Linked DNA regions of Homo sapiens: region 1 is linked to region 2. Evidence: chromatin loops called from intact Hi-C (ENCODE). Cell type or tissue: ascending aorta. All regions are shown on one strand. Links, peaks and the distances in the headings refer to the core of each region. The heading gives the core; the rest is flanking DNA. Region 1 has its middle 8.8 kb from the start of TACSTD2. Region 2 holds the start of LOC105378751 (a long non-coding RNA gene).

What was found. Hi-C counts contacts between places; a loop is a spot of excess contacts. Peaks named below come from ENCODE experiments on the same cell type or tissue, not always from the same donor. Only the 100,000 strongest peaks of a DNase experiment are listed, where the experiment ranks them.
Region 1: it touches region 2 in a loop (2.8-fold over the local background); 2 of 110 quality-filtered maps call a loop at or near these places.

The regions. Positions count from the first base shown.
Region 1 is chr1:58,579,821-58,592,232 of GRCh38, forward strand. No RefSeq gene overlaps it. Among named protein-coding and RNA genes, the nearest start is that of TACSTD2, 8.8 kb to the left of the region's middle. RefSeq lists an enhancer at 4,271-5,470 and a silencer at 6,537-6,831. In ascending aorta, for the core only: no CTCF peak of the experiment used is centred there; DNase peaks (open chromatin) are centred at 4,401 and 4,931; H3K27ac peaks cover 2,713 bases.
Region 2 is chr1:58,760,871-58,777,605 of GRCh38, forward strand. It overlaps LOC105378751 (a long non-coding RNA gene), which reads left to right and starts at 143. Exons shown (of 4, transcript XR_007066137.1): 1 at 143-5,317; 2 at 5,417-5,627; 3 at 6,963-7,065; 4 at 8,228-9,838. RefSeq lists enhancers at 12,444-12,643, 13,275-13,334. In ascending aorta, for the core only: a CTCF peak has its summit at 8,574 (motif pointing left); DNase peaks (open chromatin) are centred at 8,319 and 8,551; H3K27ac peaks cover 674 bases.

The DNA.
Region 1 (12,412 bases), core at 218-8,217, 180 kb before region 2:
AGGGATATGCCTCTCTATTCGTTCCTAATCTCAGACATACTAGGATGGCAACATTAACTTTTCTGGGCTTTTGTCCTCCCATCTGTCAAATGGGCAAAATACAGCCTGTTTCGTAGATTATGCTGAGACTCAAATACAAAGAGATGAGATGGTAGATGCCAAAGCTTTGTAAACTCTAAGACTCTGTAAAAATATTAGATTTCACTTTTATTTCTAAAATATATATACCCTCTTCTTGCTTTTCCAGGTATTAACTAGGTAGCCACAATGTTCTATAACTAGCAGAGTTCTCTATTTTCCATTCCATCAGGTCCCAGGCTGGCAAGAGGAAAGCTGATGAGAGAGGGTTCTCAGGGCTGAGGAATTTGTGTGATGGTGTCATTGACTACCAAGCTAGAACAGCCCCACATGGGTGGTACTGGGGCTAGTGCTCTGAGGCATCCAAGCCTTTGCTTCTTCCAATTATGTTAGGTACTGAGAGGACAGGAATAGAAGGGGCCCAGCCTCAATATCTTCTGGGGAAGTTAGAGTAAGGCAAAGATGACCTCCTAATCCCCTCCCCCCACAGACTCCACTTGCTTAAATTCTCTGGTTCTGCCAGGCTTTCCCCAACACACACAAAGACCACAATGAGTTTATTATGTAAACACAGTCTCAGCTGTGATTCTCCCTTTTCCCTTCGTCCTTTTTCTGCCAAGTTCTGCAAAATAGCATGTATTAGCTTTATCTCTTTTTATTTATTTATTTATTTATTTTTGAGACAGAGTTTTGCTCTTGTCACCCAGGCTGGAGTGCAGTAGCATGACCTCGGCTCACTGAAACCTCCGCCTCCTGGGTTCAAGTGATTCTCCTGCCTCAGCCTCCCAAGTAGCTGGGATTACAGGTGCTCAACACCATGCTCAGCTAATTTTTGTATTTTTAGTATAGACGGGGTTTCACCATGTTGGCCAGGGTGGTCTCAAACTCCTGACCTCAGGTGATCCTCCCGCCTTGGCCTCCCAAACTGCTGGGATTACAGGCGTAATCCCACCACACCCAGCCTGTATTTTTTAATTTTAATTTAAAAAATATTTAACACAAGCATTTCAGGCTTGTCATGTGTTTATGAGGGGCGGGAAGCACATATAAGCACTGTATGTAGCCCCAGCACCAGAATATTAGGCACTAAGTAATGTTTATTGGATTAACACTGAGTTGTGCCCAGAATGTTTCAATATCAATATATTCTCCTAGGAGTGTTCATGTGGACCATTTCAGTACTTCTTTCCTTGTCTAAGCCTCACCACCTGCCCCAACCATGAATCTCTGTCCCTACCCTAACCCACCCTCCAAACACCCAATTTCAAGGAAGACTGGGTAACGATGCCCTTATTGTCATTTTTGTCCAATCCTTAACTTTTGTCAGCCTTGTGCCTGCAAGGATGAAGGATATGATCTGAGGACACCAAGAGCAGCCAAAGATTCTATAAGCAAGTGTATAATGTAGTTGAAAGAAAATGGACCTTGGATCCAGTGAGACTTAGGCTCAAGTTTTGGCTTCACACCACTCACTGCTGTGTGTTTCTCAGCAAGTTGTTTCAGCACTCTGCGCCTCAGCTTCCTTAACTGTAAAATGGGGGTAACAGGGCCTACACTGCATCAATGCCTGTGAAAACAATGATTTCCCACCTTGTAATTAATAATACATTTTTCCCCATTGAACTTCACACTTCAGCTGTTCTTGTGCTCTTTGATAAATTCTTGGTGATAATCTGATTCTCCTTGGTATAAGACCAATACCAGCATGTGAATTTTATATTAAAGGGTATGATATATAAAAACAAAACATAAAAATAAAACTGTTTGATTAATTAAAAATAAACAGCACTTACCATCGAGAATTATTTTAATGATTCCAGATAAAGACTATAAAATACTCAACATAATGTTTGGTATGTGCTAAGTAAAATATTTTAGCTATTATTATCAGCCATCTCAGGAATGTGAAGATGCTTTAAGATCATTAAAGGGTTCTTCACAAGGCCAGTGATTATGGGGACTGCTGAAGATCAAGTCCAGGGAGCTGAGTGCTAGGCAGGAGAGCAGCCCGAGAGCCCCAACCATCCCCTGACCTCCAGGATGCAGCAATATGGAGAGTATCTAGATGCAGATAGTGCTTTAGTATATTTGCCCCCATTATCTGCTGGGATCCCTGCAGCACCTCTGGGGGTTAGGCAGGGAAGATATTATTATCCCTATTTTATAGATGTGGAAACAGAGGCCTTGGGGGAAGGGAACAATTTGCCCATGGTCACATGCTTATAAAAGGTGAGGCCAGGCCTAGAAACCAGGTCTCCTGACTGCAAATGTATATAGAAATTAACAAAGATGGAATTAACAAGGGGTTGAAAGAGCTTAGAGACTCATCTCATGTTTCTCAGGTTTTCTGTTACTTTTCATCCCTTCCCTTAATTGTACAAATATTTTTAGGAATTTCTTGTTTCAAGAAGAATGATTAAATAATTTATTTTCTTTTTTTTCTATTTATTTATTTATTTTTTTTATTTTTTTATTTTTTTATTATTATACTTTAAGTTTTAGGGTACATGTGCACATTGTGCAGGTTAGTTACATACATATACATGTGCCATGCTGGTGTGCTGCACCCACTAACTCGTCATCTAGCATCAGGTATATCTCCCAATGCTATCCCTCCCCCCTCCCCCCACCCCACAACAGTCCCCAGAGTATGATGTTCCCCTTCCTGTGTCCATGTGTTCTCATTGTTCAATTCCCACCTATGAGTGAGAATATGCGGTGTTTGGTTTTTTGTTCTTGCGATAGTTTACTGAGAATGATGGTTTCCAATTTCATCCATGTCCCTACAAAGGACATGAACTCATCATTTTTTATGGCTGCATAGTATTCCATGGTGTATATGTGCCACATTTTCTTAATCCAGTCTATCATTGTTGGACATTTGGGTTGGTTCAAAGTCTTTGCTATTGTGAATAATGCCGCAATAAACATACGTGTGCATGTGTCTTTATAGCAGCATGATTTATAGTCCTTTGGGTGTATACCCAGTAATGGGATGGCTGGGTCAAATGGTATTTCTAGTTCTAGATCCCTGAGGAATCGCCACACTGACTTCCACAATGGTTGAACTAGTTTACAGTCCCACCAACAGTGTAAAAGTGTTCCTATTTCTCCACATCCTCTCCAGCACCTGTTGTTTCCTGACTTTTTAATGATTGCCATTCTAACTGGTGTGAGATGGTGTCTCATTGTGGTTTTGATTTGCATTTCTCTGATGGCCAGTGATGGTGAGCATTTTTTCATGTGTTTTTTGGCTGCATAAATGTCTTCTTTTGAGAAGTGTCTGTTCATGTCCTTCGCCCACTTTTTGATGGGGTTGTTTGTTTTTTTCTTGTAAATTTGTTTGAGTTCATTGTAGATTCTGGATATTAGCCCTTTGTCAGATGAGTAGGTTGCAAAAATTTTCTCCCATTTTGTAGGTTGCCTGTTCACTCTGATGGTAGTTTCTTTTGCTGTGCAGAAGCTCTTTAGTTTAATTAGATCCCATTTGTCAAAATAATTTATTTTCTAGGACACAGCTGTGAGCCCACAGCTGAAGACCCTAATGCCCAGCACTATGCAGGGAGGGGTCCGCACTCTTCTTTCTAGCCTGACCACCATCAGCTTCAGCCTCTTTTAAGGAGCTCCTTTTGAGACAGTGGGCAGTGCTGGAGGGCCAGAGTTTCCTTTTCTCCTCAGCAGAAGCTTGCAGTCCTAGAAGAAGCAGGTAACTCTTCAGCCAGAATACAGATAATGCAGAGAGAGAAGTTGGTTGTGGTGATTGTTAGTTCAGGCTGGAGGAAGGAAGCCCCAAGAAACAGAACATAAAAAAGGAAGTTGGACAGTGTCCAGAGTGTAGAGGTGTGGAGAACAGAATAGACAAGGGCTACACAACTGTATCTTCGGTGTTTCATTTCTTTAAAAATGTGTTTTAAGTATTTCAAAATACTAGAAATCAAGAGCTAGGGAATGGGTACACTCTCCATATTTTGTTTGCTTAAAATGTTTGTAATAAAAAAATTCACATCAATTCCTCAAAGTAAGTTTTGGAGGAAGTATTTGGGAGTAATATTTTCTGTTTTTGCTTCCTCTTTTTCTCCATTTCTGTTATTTTTATTAATATAAGCTGTCATTTATTGATCATCATATTATAAATTCCTTGTAATTCCCCCAGCAAGCCTACAAAATAATTACTCTTGTCCCCATTCACCTGATCAGGAAGCTGAGGCTTAGGGTCACATAGTTAGAAATGAGTCCAGGAAGGATCTGAGCCAAGTCTCGTGACTGGGACATTTTTCCATTGCACAGTTTAGTCTCTCGCTGATGGGTCTTGAATAAACGAGAGAGGTCAAAGATGTTCTGCTGGTAAACTGGGTGTGGTCTGGGTCCTGGCTGCCCAGGGAATGTTTGATCTTTTCACTTTTCTGGGAAGACAACACGTTTCTGTTTGTGCTTGCTCATTTGGGTGGGCCCAACTCAGTTTCTTTCAGGAGAAGTTGCCTGTGATGTGTACAGTTCTGCTTGGTTTTTGTGGTTCATCTGGATTTGAAAAGTGACTGCAGTTTCACCTTACAAGTGTGTGTCATGGTTTCATTTCAGAATCCTGCCCATCATCTTCTTTTCATGGTGTCCTTGTTCTGAATTGCAAACCATAAATGGCCTCCTTCTCATTCTGGTCTCTTCATCTAGGGGCAGTCAGCTTCTCCTGTAAGGGCTTTACACTCTGGGGAAAGCCAGTAAAACACTCAGTGACTTTTAATTTCACTGGGCCCAACAGCTTCCAGACAGATTTGGCAACAAATAAAGAGAGATTGGGAAACCTTCTCCCTACATTCCTGAGGCAGCCACAATGCTCGAACCCCACACTGATGAGTCACGGTGCTTCCTTTCCCAGAGCTGGCCCGGCGATGTGTGATGCCCTGTTAAGGGGATGTGGAGGTGTTTGCTGTTTTTAACCACTTTCAGCTGTCCTTGAGATAAGGGCAGGTGGTGAGAGGTCTTAAGTGGGCTGCTGCTACTGACAAATTCGTCTGCCTTTCTGGACAGTCCTGATCCAAGTGAGGCTCCTTAGAGTTATCAAAAGGGGTCTTAGAGGACATGTATTCCAGTCTCCCACCCAAAGAGAGGTATCTCAGAATGCTAAACAGGTGCTTGTAGGCTACCTGTGATAATGCAACATCCTTACCTCCCCACAAGACAACCCATTCCAGTCCCAAGCAGCTTTACTAAGAAGTTCATCATAATTAAGGAAATTCAGTGCCTCTGTAATTTTCACAAACTGATCTAAATTTCTACTCTTGGAGCAAGAAAGAGTAAGTAATGTTCCCCTTTCACTCCTTGGTTCCTCAGGAATTTGAAGCCAGTTCTCCTGTCCCCAGACTTTCCCCTTTCCTGCTCTCTCCCTGCCTCTTCCATTGCCTTTCTCTAGTGGAACGTCCCTATCCCGTCATCCTTCCTCCTGTGCCAACCTCACACCCTAGGTGGTGGCAAGCACCATCTCCACCAGTGGCCCAGCCCAGCAAATGACATTATGAGAGATACCAGCAGAGGATTCTAGGGAAGCTTTGAGGAGGTTTTACTCCTGTTGTCTTGCCTTTCTACTCCCCTGTCTAGGAAGGCAGGAGTAACCCTAACAGCCCCTTACCTATCTATCAATTTCCTCTTTTCTAGGAACAGATGGTTTCTGGGCAATACTTACAATAAATATCTACACTGTATTGAGAGCCTATTACCAGCCAGCAACTCAACATGTGTTTCCTCTATCCCTATAACATCTGAAGGGAGTGGGTTTTGTTATTCTCACTTTACAAATAAGGAAACAGGCAGAAGGGCGCTTGTCTAAGAATACACAAATAGTAAATGGAACAGCTGTAATTCACATTCTTTTCTAAACATATTTTAGAGACAGGATCTCTCTCTGTTGCCCAGGCTAGAGTGCGGTGATGCAATCATAGCTCACTACAGCCTCAACTCCTGAGCTCAAGTAATCCTCCCACCTCAGCTTCAAGTAGCTAGGGCTTCAGGTACGTGCCACTGCACCCAGCTCACACCCCTTTTTGCCTGGTTCTGAGATTATGCTTTTTCTGTGACATCATGCTGCTACAGACCATATAAATTTCCTGAACCCAACATGTTTAAAACTCCAGCATGGTAGTATAGAAGTTCACTGGTATACAAGTTCAAGTTATACCCTAACCTCTCTTACTCATGCTGAATCAGAACATCAAAAATGGCCTCTCAAGAGAATCCAAGTAAGGATAAGGCTTTGATTTTATCCGACAACTTACTACCTTTAGATGGTATGGATAGTAAGTTTTGCTATCTTCTCCTTTTGGGAAGACAGACAAGTATTATGGACACTGCAGATGAATACAGTACAGCCTAGTGCAGGTGAATTTTGTTTTGTTTTGTTCAAAACAAGAAAGCAGAACAGAACCTTTCAGTCTCCCTGGTAGAAGATGCTCTCCTTAGCTCTTGTGCTGCCCCTCCCACAGACATTAATACCCAAGCTACATCCCTGGCATGGCTTACCCTCCTGCTCCTCCCTGCGCCTGTTCCTGTCCATCTCAAGACATCTCCAGTCACATCGGTCCAGGGCTGAGTGTGCTGAGGGGCTCAACTGCACTCCTACTCTCAGCCGTCATGAGTCACAAGACTCACACCAGGGATGGAAGTAGAGGCGAGGAGGAGTGGGAGAGAGGAAAAGTTCAGAAGTCTAGGAAGAATGAGGCAGGCAGGAAAGAGGAGACTTCATTGTTCTCTAATTCTGGGATGTGTGGGCCCAAGACAAAGGGCAAGAAAGTCCTTGTTGTTCCTCTGACCTTAGTGGGATGTAAGAAAATGGATTAATTTCTTTGGATTCATGTGAGAAGTCCTGGCTCTGTCAGCTGATCTTCAACTAGCATCTTTCAAAGCATGACTGATGGGAAAATGAGGACTGCCCTCAAAAGCTTCTCCAAGATCATGGGAGGCTGCCAATTGGAAGGTACCAGAAACCAACACAACTAAATTGCTCAGCACCCTGAACCTCTTTCCCCACCCACACTACTGATTTTTCATATACTTTCCAGCCTTCTATTCATCCGTCTCTTCAGCCAGGCAGGCAGGCAGGCAGGCATCCTCACTGAGTGCCTCCCAGGTGCCAGGTCTGTATTGGGCTGAGGAGGTACAATGGCAAGTTACACCTAACCCCTGGCTCCATGGAGGTTACAGTGCACACAGCAACTACCTCCTAGTGGGGGTTTAGTACATATTTGTTAAATAAATAACATGGAAACATATGAATAACTACAATATGGATTTATAAACCATATCTCCTGTCCTCTCCACTTATACAGATTATTTATATAGAGTTGCAGGATACATCAGTAGAAAAACCTCACTGGCTCTTAAGGTTGTCTGTTTTTCTCATTTTTTAAAGGTAATGAGTATGTAGCAATTTGGAGGTGGGAGCAAATACAATCCAATAGATAACATTTGCATTTTAAAAGGCATCTGAAATAAATAACATTTAGGCAGAAAAGACAACCTAAACAGATAGCACATGAGGAAAAAAATCCAAATAAATAACATTGAAGAATGTTAAGGCTGGAGATAGCCTTCCAAGAAAGCTAGTCCAGTAGTTCTGTTTTGAGTCACAGAATCCATTTCTGAAGACAGTGATGGATTCTCTCTTCAAATAATGCAACTGTGCACAAAGACAGTATATTTTGCACAGATTCCAGAGTCACAGACTCCCTGAAATTCATTTCAAGGACCTTCCTGACCTCAGTTTTAAATTTCTGGTGGGACTCATCACCTTCATCTCACTTAACAGGGACAGTGAAATGACTTGCTCAAGATCATCAGCCAGTTAGTGAAAACATTAGGCAGTTTGGTCTTAAGAAGGAACTCAGAAACCAGTTGCCTGAGTTCAAATTTTGCCTTTGCCATTTACTAGCGATTTGACCTCAATACATCATTTAACCTCCCCCTGCCTCTATTTGCTCATCTGTAAAATGGGGATAATAATAGTTAACCTACTTTGCAGGGTTATTGTGAGGATTAGGAATTAATCCATGTTAAAAAAAAAAAAAAGTTGGAGCAGGGGTTGGTTAGCAAACTAGTTAGTTAAAGGCTAGATAAACAATTTAGGCTTTGTGTGCTAAGGATCAAAATTAAAGATGAGACTGGGTGCGGTGGCTCATGCCTGTAATCCCAGCAGTTTGGGAAGCTGAGGCGGGCAGTGGCTTGAACCCAGGAGTTCGAGACCAGCCAGGCAACATGGCAAAACCCTATCTCTACAAAAACTTTAAAATTTAGTCAGGTGTGGTTGTGTGTGCCTGCGGTCCCAGCTACTTGGGAAGCTGAGGTGGGAGGATCACTTAGGCCTGAGAGGTCGAGGCTACAGTGAGCCTTGTTGGCGCCACTGTGCTCCAGCCTGGGTGACAGAGCAAGACCCTGTCAAAAAAAAAAAAAAACAAATCAAGATAATTATGAAGTACTTATATAATTATTTAACAATGTAAACAACATCTCGGCCAGGCTCGATGGCTCACACTTGTAATCCTAGCACTTTGGGAGGCCAAGGAGGGTGGATCACTTGAGCTCAGGAGTTTGAGACCAGTATGGACAACATGACAAAACCCCATCTTTAAAAAAATCCAAAAATTAGCCCAGCGTCGTGCCATGTGCCTGTAGTCACAGCTACTTGGGAGGTTGAGATGGGAGGTTGGCTTGAGCCCAAGAGGCGGAGGTTGCAGTGAAGTGAGTTGTGATTTTGTCCAGCCGGGTGACACAGCCAGACCCTGTCTCAAAATTTAAAAGTGTCTCAGCCCATGGACCACACAAAAACAGAATTTGGCCAGTGTAGTTTGCTGACCCTTAGCTTAAAGCAGCACCTGGCACACAATAAATGCTCAATAAATGGTAGTTTCTATTATCCAAATCAGGGCTCTTTCGATTGCTCTGAACTGCTTATGCTCCATGTAACATAAATAACAGGAAACAAGGTGCGGGCTGACCAACTTAGCCAACCTGTTTGTTTAGACACAAGCCAAAGTTACCAAGATGTAACGCGTCTCCGTGCTCCTCCCTGTATCAGAGCCTTCCTATTCGTGTCCTGCTCCAGTAGGTAAAGCAGCCAATGCTCTAACTGTTCTCAGGGAAGCCTCAAGTCAGGTGCCATATGAAGACAGGCGGGAGGAGCTGGAATGGTTTCTGGGCAGAGGTAGAGACCGGAGAAGAAGAGAGGGGCCCATCCCACAGCTCTGAGGTGTCCCAGACTCTGGAGCACTATGCTATCTTCCAGCTGTGGCATCCTGGCCACATCCTGCCTCTTGTACCTGTAGAAGGCCAGTTCTGTCCATCAGCCACCTCCTGCTACTTTAGAGCAGCCCTGCCTGGGGCAGATCCAGACATAAATTCAACCACAGCTCTGAGTTAGAAGGGACCCCATCATCTACTTCCAATCACCCCATTTTACCAATAGGAAAATTAAGGCCTGGGTTGGAGAAGTGACTTGCCTGAGGCCGCATAGCAGGCACAGTTATGCTGGGATTAAAAACCCAGGCTCCTGCCTCCCAGGCCAGTGCTTTTTTCTTGCCTGAGTTCCTGCAGGTTTCTCTTTGGCGCATAATGGAAATACCAGTGGAGTTGTCTGGTGCAGTTTTTTATGCTTATCAGAGAGCAGCTGGATTTGATGTAGATGCAGCCGTCTTCAGAGGGTATTCTCTTGTTTATCAACATTCCTTGAGCTCCTTCTATGTGCCAGGCTGTGTGCTGAGCACAAAAGATGAAAAGAGAGCCAATGTCTTCTTTCAAAGACTCAGTTTACAACTGGATGTGATTATTGTTTCTCATTGGTTGGTTTGCGTATTTGTTTGTTCATTCAACAAACATTATTGAGCACATACTTTGTGTCAGGCATGGCACTAGATGCTGGGACTAAGCATTAGTAAAGCCTCTGCCTTTGCAAAAATTATGATCTAGTGAGAGAGATACACAATAAATGAAATAAACACAGAATAGTATGCACATAGGTGTTTGAAAACAAGTTCTCCAGGAGAAAAAAGAAAGTACCCTAATTTGTAGCCTTTGGTGATTTTCAAGTAGCTAGTCAATGGTGAAGTCAGGATTTGAACTCAAGCAACTGGTTTCTGAGTTCCTTCTTAAAACCAAATTGCCTAATGTTTTCATTAACTGGCTGTGTGACCTTGAACCAGCCATTTCACTATCCCTGTTAAGTGAGATGAAGGTGATGAGTTCCATCAGAGATTCTAAATTGAGGGCAGGAGGGGCCTTAGTGTACTCTCCCTGTGACCAATTTCAAGCTATCAACATGGTGTCACTGAGTGCCAATTTGGGAGTGATTCACACAGCTGGCTCTTGCAGCCCCATATTGCATGGGCCCTAGACAGATGACAAGTGCTCTGAAGGAAAAGAAGCAGGTTACAGGGTGGGAGAGTGAGGGAGGCTGTGCTATCTTAGATTGGCTGGTCAGGCAGGTCTTTCTGAGAGGCAAGATTTGAACAGAGACCTGAATGAAGTAAGGAAGCCAGATATTTAGTGAATATTTAGGAAATGAGCATCCCAGGCAGAGGGAACAACACGTGCAAAGGCCCTGAGTCAGGACTGTGCTTGGCCCTTTGAGGAACGGCGAGACCAGTCTGCAGTGAACACAGGATTTAGGGGAGCACACAGAGGGGGAATTTGAATTCAACAGGTATGTGCAGCAGTAGTGAGGGCAAGAGTTGTTAGCTGGACAAAGGGATGATATTTGCAGGGTATCTTAAAACATGAGGACAGGTTTAACCAGAAGGGTTGGAGTGTGGGCAGAAATGGAAAGAGAAGAGAGCTCTGGAAAGAAAGAATGGTGTGAGCAAAGGTGCCAAAGGTTGGAACAGAGTAATATGGCGGGGGATTGGGAGCATATGGCCAGTCAAACCTGCACGGGTAAGTGAGAGCCACATCGTGAAGCTAGTGATAGTTTTTCACCTGGGATAGACATATAGGCAGGCATTTGTGGAGGATAAATTTGACAGGGAGACACAAAAGGCAAAGAGGCTACTCTGGAGGCTACTGGTACAGGATAGAAAGGATGGATGAGTGCTTGATTTAGGGAAGAGAGAAAAGGATGGACGTGGAACAATAACCTCATGTCTCTGTAATGATTTACACTAAGGGCTTTCATGCATGCCATTGCTACTCACCTTCACAACAGCCCTGCGAGGTACATGGGATATGTGGTGTGGTGGGTTCAAGATGGTGAAAAATCTTTGACACTCCTCCCTTCACTTCGCCTTGAATCTGGGCTGGGCCCATATCTCATTTATAGCTAATAGAATGTAGCAGAAGTGACACAAAGGGACTTCCAAGACTAGGTCACAGGTAACCATTTTGTTTCTGCCTTGGCGTCTTGGCATGCATGCTCTATGGGAAGCCAGCTGCCTTGTGAGAAGTCTGACTACTCTAAGAAGAAGTCCCAGCTAGAGATGACACATGGCAAGAGAGGTGTCCAACCAGCGTCCAGACTTGCAGCCTTCCCAGCCCAGGTAAGTAAAAAAGCCACCTTGGACATCAAGCCCAGTCAAGCCTTTGGATAAGTCCAGCCCCAGGGGCCTCTGACTGCAGCTGCGCTAGACCCCAAGCAAGAACCACCCAGCTGAGTCCAGTCAACACGAACCCTGAGAGGTAATAATTGTTGTAAGCCATTAAGGTTTAGGGTGGTTTGTGATGCCACAATAGATAATCAGAAGATACCTGATATTATCCCCATTTTAGATGGGGAACTGAGGCTCAGGGAGATCACGAGGGCTTGTCCAAAGTCATATGGCTAATAAATGCTAGAGCCAGAGCCAAAATCCAGATGTGCTGACATTTATAACTGTTGTTTGGACTCCTTTCTGCTCTGTCATTACCATCCTCTCCCATGCCCTGGGCCCAGAAAGGTTGGGGAGGGAGGGAGCCAGCCATCTGAGTCTTTTTGCCAGCCCAAAGGAGAGGTCTACTCATGCCATTTATAGCAGCCCAGTTCTCAGGGGGGTTAGAGAAGTGTGTCCCCTCCAGCATCCTGATGCCCAAAGGGTACTCCCTTCTGGCATGTCCTCATGTTCTTCCTCTCTCTATTCAAGTCCTTCTGTCAACCAGCTGTCCCCTTGGGAATGAAGAAACGCACATTTACTGAGCATCATCTGCCTAAGCATTTTTACATGATGTTAGCTCATATAATCCATATGGCATGAATACCAAGTAGATACTGCCACAATTGGTGGGAAACTGAGGCTCAGAGGGGAAGATCTTTGCCCAGACTCACACAGCAAGTGAGTTTCAGAGCCTGGATTCCAACCCAGATTTCTCTATTCTACCATCTGCATTC
Region 2 (16,735 bases), core at 3,835-11,834:
TACTAGGGAGGCTGAGGCAGGAGAATGGCGTGAACCTCGGCGGCGGAGCTTGCAGTGAGCAGAGATCGCGCCACTGCACTCCAGCCTGGGCGACAGAGCGAGACTCCGTCTCCAAAAAAAAGAAAGGGGAAAAAAAAAAAAAAGAAAGCTGTCAAGACCATCCAGACCTGAAAATACCTGATAGGGGGATGGGAAACAAAAACATGACTTCTCACAGTAGATCCTTAATTGGTGATCGAAAATTGGTTTAAAAGTGTCCTAACTAATCTTTTTTGAAGGGAAAGTCAGAAATACATTCAAACTCACAGTGTGTACCTCTGAGAGACAGTGGCTCATTCAAGTATCACTTATCCATTTGGGTCTTCATTCATTCACTCATTCCCCAAATCCTAACTGAGTACGTACTATAAAACAGACACTTGCCAGGTATTGGGGGATGGAGGGTCTGAGTAGGGGTAAAGATTAATTAGGTAATAAAATCCAGATTTCTTTTAAAAACAATCAGAAAATCTCACAAGGCTGGACCCACATTCTCACACAATAATGATTGCTGGCGCTGAGTCACTGGGGACCTACTAGGTGAAGCAGGAATCCCTGAGTGCCTACAGCTCCCATCCCCAAAGCTACATCATTACAGCATTCCTTCATGTTACCTACCTGTCATTACCTATGGACGTCTGAATTCATGAATCTGAGCTCACGAATTCTCATTGAGAGAACCTTTCCAATGAAATACCCATCGGATGCCCTTTGCTGAGAGCCCGGAGTAGAACCAGTGCTAAATTTCTAAGAGAGAGACAAATACCTAAATAACTCTATTGCAAAATAAAAGGTATTATCAGAAAGGGAAGGATGAAATGCTTTGAACATTTAGGGGACAGGGAAATTGTTTCTGGAGACTGGTACACATCAGAAATGGCTTCCTGGCAGATGTAGCACCGAATCTGGGACTTGAATGATTACATTTTTTCCATCAATTCAACAAATATTTGCTAGAAGCCAGCTAGCCAGAATGCTTTATAGAAGATGCACTCAGAATTGGCTAGTTATGAGGGAGCTGTTTGTCAACTGCTAATTTTCTGTGGTTTGCTCTTCTTCCCTTTCCTTTTACATTCACAAATTGGGAAAGTTAAACTTGTAGATCACTTTGGGGATTGTCAAAGGGTGGCTTCTGGTAGATACTGGTTTCTCCAAGCCAGGCAAACCTGCATTCACTCAGCATATATTTTCAAGTCTGGACTATGTACCGTCCACTATGACAGGAGTCAGAAATACAGTGATGAGTGCTGGCCCTGTCCCATGTAATTTACAGCCTTTTTGGAGAGAGAGGCAGTTTCAGTGACCTCACAAATACATGCAGGAGTGTAACTGTGATGAGTACTGCAAAGGGAAGAGGGCCCTTGTTGCTAAAGGACTTATAAGAGGAGTTGGCCATGTCAGAAGGATCAGGGAAGGCCTTACTGAGGCATGAGGCTTCCTGGTGTGAATAGCAGTTAACAGGTGGAGGGAGACCAGGTTCCAGGTGGAGGAAATAACATGTGTGTGGGCTCCTTTCCAGAAGAGCTGGAGAGAAGAGAGATGAAAGGAAGGTGATGCAGGATGAAGCTGGAGGAGTAAGAAGGGGTTTGATGATATAGCAGGCCCAGTCAAAGAATCTTGTCTTTATCCTAAGAGTCAAGAGAAGTTGCTGAGAATTTTTAAGCAGGAAAGGGTGATGATCATATTTATATTTTGGAAAGATCCTCCAACCTGCTCTCTGTGTTAAAACAGTTGAGTTCATATATCTTCTGGCTGCAATAATGGGAATGAACACAAGGCAGGACAGAGTACATGGGGGGAGGCCGGTTAGCAAGCTAGTGTTGAGTTCAGAAGGAAGATGATGTTCTTTTGACTAGGATGCTGGTGATGGAGGGCAATGAAAAAATCTGAGAGATAAATAGGAGCTAAATCAACAATATAATGGGCTGAACATGGAGGAGAAAAAAAGAAAAGAGTCAAACATATCTTCTAGGTTCCTCTCTGCCATGCATAATTGGATGGATGGAATACCATTCACTAAAATGAATCACCACTTGGCTTTGTTCTAAGACTGCTGTGTACAGTTGTGTGAGTTGTGTACTACACCAGGGCATCTGGCTAATTAACAAAGGCAGAAGCTGAAAGTCAGCCCATTCTCTGCTTGCCAAGACACATATCCCCATGTAGGGTCATGTCTACCCAGGTGGGAGGGGCAGCTTCTTATAATTTGCAAAAAATAGCTATCCATTTGGCTAGATAAAAAGTTATACCTTTTAACCAGCATTGCAGGCATCCAAGAAGGCCCACATAGGGTACTACGAGTGGGAGGGAGCACTAAAGGTGGTAAAGCCAGGGCCAGGATACCTGGATGGTAGAGACAAGGGCTGAAGAAGGTGATGAGAAAATGAGAGAGTGCAAAAAATATCAAGCTCAGTTTATTTATCCTGCAGTGGCTATCTCTGGCATTTCCTGGACTCCTGACCCACAGGGAGGGATCCTGCCTGTGGCTCACCCTTCCTGTTATTTTAATTCTTTTGTTGGATGCCTTTAATGAATGTAGACATGGACACTCATACATCAGAGAGCAGAAGTACTTTAAGAACCATCTAGCCCTACTCTTTCATTACACGGATGAGAACGCTGAGGTCCAGGGAAATGGAAAGCTTTGCTCTGTCTCCTGCTGGGACAAGATCCTTAATCGCCTGATTCCTCACATCATGCTGATCTTTCCTCTAACAAGAAATTGACTGAGCTTTCACAGACAACGAGGCAACACCTGAAAGAGCAAAGATACCAAGTCAGATTCATCTGAGTTTGGATCTCTGCTTGCCATTCTTTGTTGTGTGATTTTTGACAAGTTACTTAATCTCTCCAAGCTTCACTTTCCCCACCTGTAAAATGAAGATTAAAAACACCTTGAAGGTGGGCTGTGAGGATTAACGTAAAGCCTTTGGGATAGGGTCTGATATTCACGAGCCACCATCTAGACCACATTCTCTACTTATGTTGACTTCTCCAGCCCCTGTCTCTTCCCTACCCTTTCTCTATTCTCAAAGGGTTTGCAGGGATTCTGCAGAAAATTTATTCTTTGGAAATTCTTTGTGGAACTCAACACAAATTCAGCATATCAAATAAACGAAATATTAAGAAATGACTCTACCTTTTCCCCTAACCTTTCACTTAGGGTTCTGATCCCTAAGATGCAAATGGCAATTAACCCTGCACCCCACACTAGCCCTCTACCTCTCCCTATGATGACTCTGCACAGATCTCAGGAAGCTTTATGTGAAAATAACACCTTGGAACTAGAAGCAGAAGGAACTAGAGAGGTTTCTGCTGGAAGCATAATATAAAAGCCAGTTTTGAAGAAGGCGGGGGGTGGTGGGGGCTCAGAAAAATGAGCGATTACCAGAAGGAACTTTTTTTCTCCCAACATGATTTTTGATGGCTCATAGTTACTTTCATTTGTTCCGTGACTTTGAGAGGCTGACAAATAGCAGCCTCATTCTGAATGCCTATTGTTACTCCTGAGGTTTTATGTAGAGTAGAAAAGATTGTTTTGAACGTTTCTCATGGACAAGTGGAAGCTGTACTCTTGCTACAAATGATTCATGTGGGAGAAATGATATATAAACAAGATTGCCTGCTTGGAGAGTGGATGAGAGGGTGAGTTATTTCAGAAGGGCTCTTCACTTTCATGCCAGCAAATGATAAAAGCTAGCTCTCAGAATGGCAGGGGTGCTATGGAATGGAGGCTTCAGAAACTTTTTGACTCTTACATTTTATAGTCAATGTCAAAAAAATGTATTATAAATTTCTGACTAAGTCCAGTTACTTTTTCATGGTGATGTAGCAATAGGTTGATTCAACCTTGGGCCTTGTCCTGTCAGTGTGTTGAGGCTGAAAGAGCCTGGGTTCTGGAAGCTGAGCCTCTGGGGTAAGGTAGGTGCCTAAGGGGCAAAATTTCAGGAGGCACCTACTCTCAGGGTCATACAGGCACAGAGTCAGCACTTGCACAATCCTGTAAGTGAGTGCCTCCTTAAATTTTGCCCTCTGGGTCACCCTCTTTTCTCACCCAAATCCGGGCCCTGGAATTGAATTAGAATCAAGACTCCATCACTTATTGGTGGTGCAACTTTAGGGAATCAGTTAGGATTAGTCTTGGCTATAACAGAAAAAAGCCAAGTGAGAGTGGCTTATTTCTCTATTACATAAAAATCTAGAGCAATACAGGACAGGGCTGGCATAATGTCCCCATTGCATAAAGTCATCAGATCCTAGTTCCTTCCAGTGCACTTTTCTGCCATTCCAAGGGTTTTGCCTTCATGATTCAAAATGACACATCCACATTCTAGGCAGCAGGATGGAGGAAGGTGACTAAACCATGTGACTATATTACTGATTTTTAAAATATAACAAAATTATAATTATAAACATGTAGAATAGATTGTAAAAGCCCAAACAATACAAAAATAAAATATATTTTTGGATTGTTAAATCACCTATAATTGTTATTTCTATCAGCCCCACTCCAAATTCCCAGCCTAAGCATCTAGTTTATTGCAACTATTAAGGACTGAGCCAGTCTTGATTCCCACAATTGAAAATGTTTTCAGAAGGAATTATTCTTATGGAAGCTCATAAAATGTTCTTAAACCCATAGGTTTGAAAATAAGAAAATTATCTAGAGTGGAGTGGTAGACAGCTGAGTTATCTGCCTGCCCAGCACTCACTTCCCATTCTGGCAGGCATACTTCAATTTTGGTTTGGGGAACAAACTACCAGGTTCCTTTGCTTACAGACTTGGTAGAAATTGTCATTTGGGCTACAGATGGGAAGACGTAGAAATGTAACTCAAACTAGGACCATAATATCCCTCTCTCTTCGAATAATTTGTCTCTTGGATATGGTTAAAAAGCATAGACATATGACTGGGGATCATTTTCTCTAACAGAGACATGGAACTCAAACAAATTCCCTGAGCTGCTTTGGATCCTGTTCTTTCTGAGGCCTGATACTTCAGCGTCTTCAAATCTAATTTGCAATGCCCCATATCCTTCCAGTACACCTCTTCTATTTAAGTTACCTAGAGTCCATTTATGTTGCTTGCAATCAAGAACCCTAACTGACAAAAGAAGCTATTCACTTTTCTACCCAAATATTTGAAATTATACAGGTTGGTCTCTCCTACCTTGTTAATTATACCTGTTTTCTTCTCCAGCTTTTCCCAGGTGAGGCCATTAATGCCTCCACCCATAGGCTTAACCCTGCCCTGTTTCTGAGCCAACTCTAAAGTGAGGTATGAAGAGTCTCGATTTTTTACTGGGTGGGACTTAGAATTAAGTCATCTCCCTAATATCTGGGTTGTAGTGACTATGAGGTTTGATTTCATACTCAGGAATAGGACTAAAGAGGTGGTGGGTGAGTTGCATGCAGGATACCAAAGGATAAATCCTGGGGGCTTCCAGAAGTTCCAGAGGAATTACCTAGAAGGCATCATTCCAAGGAGGAAAGAGGCCAAAGCATCACATAGACTTCATAAAACAAGGGACCTTGCCTATCTTATTCCCCACTGTATCCCCAGTACAAAAAATTATGTCTGGCTCATGGTAAGTACTCAGGAAGTAAGTAGTCAGGCTGAATAAAAGAGGGAAAAAGCAATGGCAGTAAGAAGGGCTGAGATTTGTGGGGATAGAAATCAAGTGAAGAGGTGAGGTGACATTGCAGAGATGGAGTGAGGTCAGTGAGTAGAAAGGGGAAAGATGCAAAGTTAAGAGTGCAAGAGATGCTGACTTTTACAGGTGCCAACCGAGGCAGTCACTGGGACAATTTCTGGTCTTTCACAATATTTTCTTGAATTATCTTCTCTGCCAATGACATCTCTCAAACAAAGTTAACCTCAGGAAAACCTATAGCTGCCATATTCTGCCTCTTTGCCTGCCCTCCTTCCTTCTCCCTGCTGGCTTGGCCCAGCCCAGCAGAATGACATTTTGTGTTGGTCCTTCCTCTTGAGTGTTGACCATTTCCCTGTCTTAATCCCTAACCCAAGGCCTGGTGCTCTTATAACCTGCTGTGCTCTTCCATGTTCTCCCTACTAAGATGAGAGACTCATCAATTTCCCTGACAGGTCCCTGAGATGCCGTCACCAAAGTCTGGTTTCTTAAATGATGACCTGGTTAATACAAACAAGAATGAAAAAAGACCCCCACAACTAACATATATCGGGCACTTACAAAGATCAGGTCCTGAGCAGTGCTTTTAACTTTTGTACAGTACTCATCACAAACCCATGAATTAAATATTATTTTGGTATGAACTGCTAGTTGCCTACCCAGTATTCATTCTCCCATTCACAGATGTTAAAGACTACATTTCCCAGCTTTCCTTGCAACTAGGAGTAGCCAAAGAATATAAATAGAAGTTGCTGGGTAAGCTTCAGACAAAGCTCTTTAATGCTGATAGGGTGCCTTTTATTGCTGTGAAATATTGGCTGCAGTGTAGACATGATAGCTGGAGGGCACCTTGTAACCATGAAGTAACTTTAGGATGGAAGCCATATGCGAAGAATGGTGGAACAGAAACAGAGAAGGAGCCTATGACCCTGATGGCTGTGGAGCTGCTACAGTGCCTTCCTCCAGACTTTTTATAACAGGCAAAATAAATCTCTAACTCCTTAAAGCCATTAAAAGAGTTATTTAGCTGCTCTGTTTTATGCAATGAAATCCAATTCTGATCGAGTTAATTATTGCCCTGTGGGGCAGGCATATTTAGTGTTCCCCAAATATCTACCACTCTTCCACATTTCCCAGTCTTAATTGCAGTTGAGTTGGGCCATGTGTCTTATTCTGACCAATGAGCTCCAAGCAGAAATTACATACATTGCTTGTGTGCTGAGGCACCTAGGAGCCAGTATAACTTCTCCAGCTCTCTCTTTCTTGACACAGTAACATTGGAAGCCATATGATGAGATAGTAGTGTCACGAGATAGAAGAAAATGGGATCTCTAAGTCACTGGATGTAGGAGGATTCCCACTGACTTGACTTTGGGTGGGTAAAAAATTAATTTTTGTTCTGTGAAGTCACTGAGATTTCAGTTTGTTACCACAGCACAGATTAACCTATCCTGACTAATACACCCCATTTTATAGATGAAGAGATTAAGCCTCTCAGCAAACAAGTAACTTTACCCAATCAAAGGGCTACTAAGTGACCAAGTCTATATGACTCATGATAGCCAACCCATGGCCTCCACCTTTCCTATGTATTGGCCCCAGCTTGACATCCCTGATCTTGTTGGCTTCCCGACATTTGCTTCCGTCCAGGTCCTTCCCTCCTTTCCATCTCCATCGCTCTTTTTGGCATGCATGGATGAGAATGCCATATGTCCAAGTCTTCAGCTATGACACCAAAATCATAGAATTGCTTCTAAGGTTGTAATTCCGTCTTGGAATTTATTTTGAGCCTTGGCTGGTTGAGTTGGCCATTCCTGAAGATGGCTGCTCAGCATCTGGCTCCCATTTGGTCTTTGGCTAAAAATTCAAAATTCATTTTCATCACTGAGTTTGTAGTATTTTCTTTCTTTGCTGAGCACAGTGAAGGAAAAGATGTGGCCATAATACTGTATCTGAATCACTCAGCTTGGTGGGTTGGAACAACTTGTTCCTAAGAAAAACTTTGTATTTAACAGATGTTATCACATTCCAGGGACCGTGATAGATGCTGGGGATGCAAAGAGAACTTTACAAAGTAGCCCTTACATTAAAGGAGTAGCCAACCTAATGGCCTGCATGAAGTTTAAAAATGCAAAATACTGTGATAAGCCCATGGAGAATCAGCACATATAGGCACAGGGATAACACAAATGAGAAGGTTGTTTTTCCCACCCAGCATGATCCTGATTCCCACATGAATGGGTTTTAATGATATGATTGGAAGAGTTGCTGACTATTGAGTGCTGTGCTAAGCGTTTTCCAAAAATCAACACTTCCCTCCTTTACAACGATGACACCTATTCCATGCATAAGTAAACTGTTGCCCAGTGAAGGAAAGAGACTTACCCAAAGTCATGTATCTAAGATTTCAACTCAGTTCTGTCTAACGCTTGATCTTCAAATCTTCTCCAGCATAGTAAGCTGGTGCCCCTGTTAATGTAGATGAGTTTGGATGGGTTTATTCCAATATCGCACGTGTCTCTTGTCTCATTATCCAGTGAGTTCCCTGAGCCAAGCACTCCGCAGCTCCATCGCAGCGTGGGCCTCTTGGAAATTCGGTGCTAGTTCTCAAGGCCTCCTACCTGCTGAACCTTAGTCTTCATTGCTGAAATAAGAGCTGTCCTGCAAACAGAGTTTGGCGCTCGCTTTCTGGCCTCCGGCTGGTGGAGCAAGGACGTTTCCAGCACATAAGATTCCCCACTCTGTTAAAAAAAAATGTGTTTATACTTGGTCCCCTCTGAAGGCGGACGACACCCATACTTTTGTCCCAGCCCAATTTGCTGGCTGGGATTTTTCTCATCCTTTAAATCCCGGGAAGCAAGGAACCTGCCCTCTGGCGCCATCTACCGGCACTGTTTTTCGAGTCCAAGGAGCCCCCTGCGGAGTTGGGATGTGTTTAGTAATTGATTGGATGAATCCTGCCACTTCGTTAGTAGATTCTTATTTTCTTCACGGACTCTTTACTAATTAGTAAAGAGATTATATAGCAAATATATTATCTTACTTTAAAGAGACCAGAGTCTCCTATCTCTCGCTTCCCCCACCCCATCAGTTGTGGCATTCCTTCATCTTTAATTTCTTCCTTCGAAAAATATTTATTTTGTTATTGTATAGAGATCAGGGCATGGGCCACACAGCTGCACACCTGAGCAAACAGAGGGGCTGACTGATTTGCTGTTGTAATGAAAAACATTAGTTTTGGGTTCATTACTGTGATTCCACAATGGGCACCAAATCCCACTTAAGACCCACCGAAGAAGTCTTCAAAGGGACACGGTTTCAGGTCTGTGCCTGGTGAGCGTGCTGCCTCTTCGAATCTTTGCACAGAAATAACCTACGGTTGAAGACTCAGACCTGTCAGATCAAAACCAACCCTGGCCTCCAGACCTTGAAACAAGTCAAAACAGTGAACCTTACTCATCCGTTTTCAAAATATGGCCTGTTTTCTTTACAAAATGCAGCAAAGCCTCTCAGATGGGCGCTGGCTGCAATATTTGATATATTAGGGAGAATCCTGACTCCTTCCAGGTTTCTGCCCATCTGTTTTAAATCCAAATGGCTTGGCAGAGGATGGTTTTTAGTTATGTATTTTTTTCATTTCAAATGGAATTTAAAACAGCAGGGGCAGAAAGCCCAGATATGGATGAGAGAGAAAATAAAAAGGCCCCTGTAATTCCCCATTCGCCTTCTACATGAAGGAAAAAATATCGGCATTTGTTGTAAACCTACTATGTGTCAAGGTATCACTAGGGAGTGTGATGTTGCTGAGCCATTGGAATTTTATAAAATTTTAAATGTTTTTCATTTTCTTCTTCAGAGGTGGTTTGATTTCATGATCAAGAGCTTGAACTTAAAGTCAAATCCTTCTCCTGCCTCCTGCAGTCATGGGGCCTTAGCTATTCTCTGTAATGACTCTAGGTCTCAGTTTCCTTGCCTGAGAACAGGCCTGTGATAATTACCTTGATGGGCTATTGTCAGTTTTAAATAAGGTAGTGCAGAGGCAACTACCACAGGAATGGTTCTGCCTTAAGAATGAACTACGTGTGCATGTGTCTTTATAGCAGCATGATTTATAGTCCTTTGGGTATATACCCAGTAATGGGATGGCTGGGTCAAATGGTATTTCTGGTTCTAGATCCCTGAGGAATCGCCACACTGACTTCCACAATGGTTCAACTAGTTTACAGTCCCACCAACAGTGTAAAAGTGTTCCTATTTCTCCACATCCTCTCCAGCACCTGTTGTTTCCTGACTTTTTAATGATTGCCATTCTAACTGGTGTGAGATGATATCTCATTGTGGTTTTGATTTGCATTTCTCTGATGGCCAGTGATGGTGAGCATTTTTTCATGTGTTTTTTGGCTGCATAAATGTCTTCTTTTGAGAAGTGTCTGTTCATGTCCTTCGCCCACCTTTTGATGGGGTTGTTTGTTTTTTTCTTGTAAATTTGTTTGAGTTCATTGTAGATTCTGGATATTAGCCCTTTGTCAGATGAGTAGGTTGCGAAAATTTTCTCCCATTTTGTGGGTTGCCTGTTCACTCTGATGGTAGTTTCTTTTGCTGTGCAGTTTATTGAGGCACTATTCACAATAGCAAAGACTTGGAACCAACCCAAATGTCCAACAATGATAGACTGGATTAAGAAAATGTGGCACATATACACCATGGAATACTATGCAGCCATAAAAAATGATGAGTTCATGTCCTTTGTAGGGACATGGATGAAATTGGAAATCATCATTCTCAGTAAACTATCACAAGAACAAAAAACCAAACACCACATATTCTCACTCATAGGTGGGAACTGAACAATGAGAACACATGGACACAGGAAGGGGAACATCACACTCTGGGGACTGTGCTGTGGTGGGGGGAGGGAGGAGGGATAGCATTGGGAGATATACCTAATGCTAGGTGACGAGTTAGTGGGTGCAGCGCACCAGCATGGCACATGTATACATATGCAACGAACCTGCACATTGTGCACATGTACCCTAAAACTTAAAGTATAATAATTAAAAAAAAAAACCAAAACTACTTTGGTTATCCAAAAAAAAAAAAAAAGAATGAACTAGTGTGATTTTCAGAAAAAACCTGGGTTTTCTTTGCTCACCATCATCTGGCTGCTCAGTTTGTTGACGACTTGAGGGTACTATATTCCGATATGGCAAGTTAAACCACATACTATCTGGAACCACCTGCCCCTGTGGCCTCCCCTCCTACCTTGTCCCCTCCCCCTGAAGGAACCACGTTTTCTTTTCTTTTCTTTTCTTTTTTTTTTTTTTTAGACGGAGTCTCGCCCTGCTGCCAGGCTGGAGTGCAGTGGCAAGATCTCAGCTCACTGCAACCTCCGACTCCCTGGTTCAAGCAATTCTCCTGCCTCAGCCTCCTGAGTAGCTGGGACTACAGGTGTGCACCACCACACCCAGCTAATTTTTGTATGTTTAGTACAGACGAGGTTTCACCATGTTGGCCAGGCTGGTCTCGATCTCTTGACCTCATGATCCACCCACTTCGGCCTCCCAAAGTGCTGGGATTACAGGTGCAAGCCACTGCGCCTGGCCCGATATTCACTTTCCTAAGATAAGACTTTAAGAAGACATTGACCAGAATTGCCCATTGAGAGACCAAAAAGTAAATAATGAGTAATGCATTGTGACCCAATTTTAGAAAGGCAGTAGATACCTCTAGCCTGGTCTGCAAGGTTTGATAATAATAACAGCAACAATAATCACTAAATGGATGAGCTCTGGTAGTTGACATTTTCTTTTGATCCCCCCAGTATCTACTCCCTCCTAGATCCTGATTTTCCTTTGAAGATACCCTCTTTCCTCCCTGTCTGGCCATGTGCTTTGAATGACTCCACAACCTTGGTTTCAGAGGTGGGCACTTGACCTACACTTAAGCTGGTCAATATATCCCACTTCACCCCTTGGCCATACTGATTGGTTCAGGGATGTGTATGTGACCCAATTAGATCAATGAAGCATAATTCTGGGAGGCTGTGAGAAATTGCTGTAGCCCTCTGACCCCTATGGATGGAGAGTTGGGACTTTCTGGACACTACCACATGGAGACTGAAGATGAAGCTAACACTTTCCAGAGCAAGCTGAGTGACAGACAGAAATCAAAGCCTGATGATACCATTTGAACCCTGTATATAGCCATGTCTGGAGCTACATCTATGATGGTTTTTGACTGATATATTTCAATAAAAATCCTTTCCATTTAAACTAAGTTTCCTGCCTCTTGCAACCATGGAATTCTAACTGATACATTTATGATTTGCTGGCACTAGGTTAAGTAAGCTCTTTTACATATATTGACCTATTTAATCGTTACAGCAACACAATGGGAGTAGATATTATATTATCTCCATTTCACAGTGAATGCAACTGAGGCTTAGACAAGTGAAATATTTTCCCACTGACAGCTCGAGGTTGATATTAGAATTCAGATCTTAGCCACTATGCTGTTTCCTCGGCATGCGAATATGGCTGGAGAGTGGCAGCATGGTTCTTTCTCAGGATTCCATATCCTCTCAGGCACTTCATCCAGTTCTCTCCCTCCCCTCCCCAACACTGGTAACCCATTCCTTCATTTTGCTGTCCTTTCCCTCATCTCTTCTCCCAATCTCACACCTTGACTTCAATACTCCCAGGAGATAAACATTAGGCCCTCCACCTAGCAAGTTCAGAGAGCTCAGGTTTAGAGCAAGCTCAGAGAGCCTAAGGCAGGAGACTGGCTGAGATGACCCCTGCACAGCCCCCAGGCCACCTTGTTGTGGAAGCTATGGCCTTAGCCTGGGTGCTGGTGATTGCTTCTTCCTTTTCTGGCACAGAGCCACTCTCAGAGGCTTCTTTGACAGCACCTAGGGCAAGCCAGGCTGATAGGCACCCTGCTCGAATAAGGCATTTCACTGCCTGGGCATTTGTGTGCAGCTGGCTCTGTTTGAAATCCTGCCTCTTTCTGACTTCACTTCCTGAATGTGCTGACAGGCCTCTGAGCCAAGCCAAACAGGTTCACAATGCAGTGCCTGCAGAGTATTCCCCCGTGAGTGCAGCTGGGGAAACAAAACTTTTCTCCAGCCCACAGAGAGGACCTGCCAGCCCTTATATGACCAAGAAGTAGGCCCTGTGAGACCTCGTTGAATCTTAATGGGAAATGTTTTTATTTCAGCTGTGTGTGTGTGTGTGTGTATGTGTGTGTATGTATTCCTGATTGTATTCCTGATTTTTTTTTCTTAAATTAACAAGTCGACAGTAAAAACTAGCTAATTATTCTGTGCCTGCTGTATATAAGTGCTTTAGATGTATGTTCCTCCCAACAACCTTCTGTGGCAGCCATGATTGGCCTCATTTTTGCAAAGAAAGAAATTGAGGATTAGCAATCAATGGTAAGGGACTGGCTCCATGCTCCCCAGCTACAAGTGGCAGAGGCTAGATTTAACGCAGGGGCACTTCACTCCAAAATCTGCATGCCTCTGAGTCATAATACCTCAATTCTCTCCCCTAACTCATAATACCTCAATTCCTGATGTGTTTGTTCAGAAGTGCAGTGAGGAACAGTGGGAAGGGCAGAGGCTCTAGTGTCTTTCTAGCTCTGAAGTTTGGCAAGATAGTTTTTTTCTCTAAATCTCAGTTCCTCATATACAAAATGAAATAACAGTGCCTGTGTGGCAGAGAAGTTGCAGAGTTCAATGAGATAGAAATTTACATGGCAGTACTATTCAAGAGCAAGGTCCTGTGTGGACAAAGCCAGTTCTTTGGAGTCAGGAAGAGTTGGATTCAGCTTGAGCTTCTACAAGTCACTTATTTCCTAAAGTTGAACAAGACCTGATGCTCCATTTCCCCTTAACACCAACCCTGGAAGTCCTAACACAATGCCTGCTACATAGGAGACATGTAGCAAATGGTATCTATTATAAATATTATATACGTGTCGGTTTTTATTATGCTTGTAGCAAGCATTATTGGTTCCTACCAGAGGATATCGTTCCTACTGTTGGTTCCTACTAGAGTTAGAATATACTAGGTAATGCTATAAGAACAAGCAACCCTCAAATTCAGTGCCTTAAAGCAACAAATTCTTGGGGGATTTTGCTCATGCTAAATGGTCACTGTGGGTATGCTGGTGGTCAGGAGTTGTGGGAGAGGAGAGTGGACTCTGTCCACATCACTATCGTTTAAGGACACAGGCTGATGGACATTGCATTCCTGTGTGTCCACAGTTGCCAAGGCAAAGAAAAGGGAAGATGTTGAATCTTGTAGTTGCTCTCAAGGCGTCCTATCTTGGTGTGATATGTCACCATTGTTTGCATTTCATTGGCTGATGCAAGTCAGAAGTCCTCTCGCTTAAGTTCAAGGAGGTAGGAGATGGCAAAGTACAAGCAATCATGGTGGGTTCATTTCCTAGTCATGAATGATTTTGAGTCTAGGAATATGACCTGCTCCTGTCCAATGGGACAAAAGGGCAAGTCTACTGGGGTGGAGGTGGGGAGCCGCTAGGAAAGTTTCTCTTGTTAATAAAAACAGAAAGATGATAGTAAACATTCCTGCATTGCTGGTGACTATTGTGTTGACTTATGATGCCGGAAATGCTGCAGGTATCTTGAGTGCTCACAAGAAACTTCCTTGACACACTGAGAATGGTGAAATGAAAAGATAGGAGGCACCTGAACCCGTGATTATGTCATTAAGCCACTACATTAGCCACTCGTGGACTTGTTTCATAGCTGGTCTTCTGGTTTACGTTGCATGTTCTGTTGCTGGCCCCTGCACACATCTTAACTGGTAGAATGGTCAATAATAGAACAATTCAGATGCCTGCCCATTTTTCTCCAGGATAACATAATATCAGGAAAAGTTTCCCCCTTCAAGCATGAACCTAAGATCAATCAATACACCCTGGAAGAGATTAGTCATCAGCCCAAGGTGATGAATGTACAATCCTCAGGATATTTGGGAAATATTCAAATTCTGTCCAGGGGACCAGTGAGTACCTACAACCTAAGAAGGCAATAACTGTATTGGTCATCTGGTAACACAATTGTTTGAAGCAATAATGAGGCAATCATCAAACAATGTTTTTTAGTGATGTACATGAAAGAAGTTTGTATAGCAAGAAACTCTCAGGGCTTCTCAGCACAGAAGTGTTCGTTCTCTCCAGAGAGGGGGAGTTTGCAGAGAGGCAAGGAGAGTTCATTAGACATTGCTGCGGCATGGACAAAATATCCCAGGAGACTATCTGATTACCTTTGCTCAGATGCTGTGCACATCAAAGAACCTTCTGATAACTAATTCAGTCCTCAGGGTCCTTGATGTAGACGTAGGGGTGTGCACTGAGTAAGAGACCCAAGGTCACCAGGATTTCTGTTTCTTGGAACAATATAGGTGAAAAATATGGTTCTTGATGCCTGGGGACCAAATTGTGCCCCACCAGTTACTGGAGCCATGGCCTCAACAAAAGCACTTAAAACTCACTGGGAGCCTCAGCTTCTGCTCCCATGAAACATGACTACTATCAATGGGCATCCCGAGAACAGTGGTGAAAATAACATGAGACAGAAGAGGCAAAAGAGCTTTGGAAACTACAAGAGTATGGATGGGTGAGTACAAATGTCATTGCTCATCACTCTTTCTTTTGCTTAGTATGCTCCAGGGATTCAGGCCTTCTCATAACTACTAGGGTGCACCAGAGTCTTTCCCAGGCTCTCCTTCATGCTGATTCTTCACCTGGGATGTCTCACTCCTATTCATCTGCTCTTCACATGGGGAACTCTTAGTCTAAGATTTCTCAGCTCAAGTAGTTCTCCAGAAATACTTTGTTGCCAACCCAATTTAGATCTTCTCTTTATTAGTGCCCAGTTCTTTTTCTTCATTGCACTTTAATCATATATTTATTTGTGTGTTTCTTTTCCTTCCTCCCTCCCTCCCTCCCTCTCTTTCTCTCTCTCTTTCTTTCTTTCTTCACGGAATCTCTCTCTGTCGCCCAGGCTGGAGTGCAGTGGCGCCATCTCAGCTCACTGCAACTTCCGCCTCCTGGGTTCAAGTGATTCTCCTGCCTCAGCCTCCTGGGTAGCTGGGATTACAGGCACCCACCACCATGCCCAGCGAATTTTTGTATTTTCAGCAGAGAGACAGGGTTTCACCATGTTGGCCAGGCTGGTCTCGAACTACTGACCTGAAGTAATATGCCTGCCTTAGCCTCCCAAAGTGCTGGGATTACAGGTGTGAGCCACCATGCCTGGCCTTGTGTGTTTATTTACTGTTCCTTTTAGCTAGATGAGAAACTCCATGAGGGAAGGCATCCTGTTGCTTTCACTCTTCTGTGTTCCTGGTTTCTGGCACAAAATAGGATTTCAATATTACTTGTGGTAGAAAATGAGTGCTATGGGAATGTAAAATGTTATTATCAGTTCCCTCAACATAATTTGTTTATACATCAAAGAGTTTATAAAGTTTGGGTCAACTAGCCTCATTGAGCTTAATCAATTCTAGGTGACCAGATAAAGTCAGGTTTGGTCTTGCAGCAGTGAAGACCAGTTCTGTGCTATAACCCTGGAAGGCCTGGCCTACACGGGTGCAGGTCTGTTTCATTCACATCTGTTTATTTGAGCTTCCTGACTCTGAACAGGTGGGCTCTAGACCATTTTGTGAGAAGATTTTCTTTCAGGTATCAAATGGACCCAATGGAGAGGAAAATGTAAGCATGGAGCAGGTAGCATAAGAGGAAAGCAAACCTCCTGGTATCCCTCTTTAGGCCTAACTCATCAGAAAGTTACATAAGAAGAAAGGTGGCATGATGTAGCCTGGACCAAGCCATCTTCTTCCCATTTGTCCCCCAACTGTAAGACTACTTTAAATACCACAGGCATTCTAAATAAAACTGAAAACCTATCTTTGGTATTTCACCCCTTACCTAGCTTCTTCTTCACCAATCCATCCTCCAAACTGTTGCCAGCATGAATCATTCTTAAGCTGAGGGTATTATGTCCCCACTCTGTT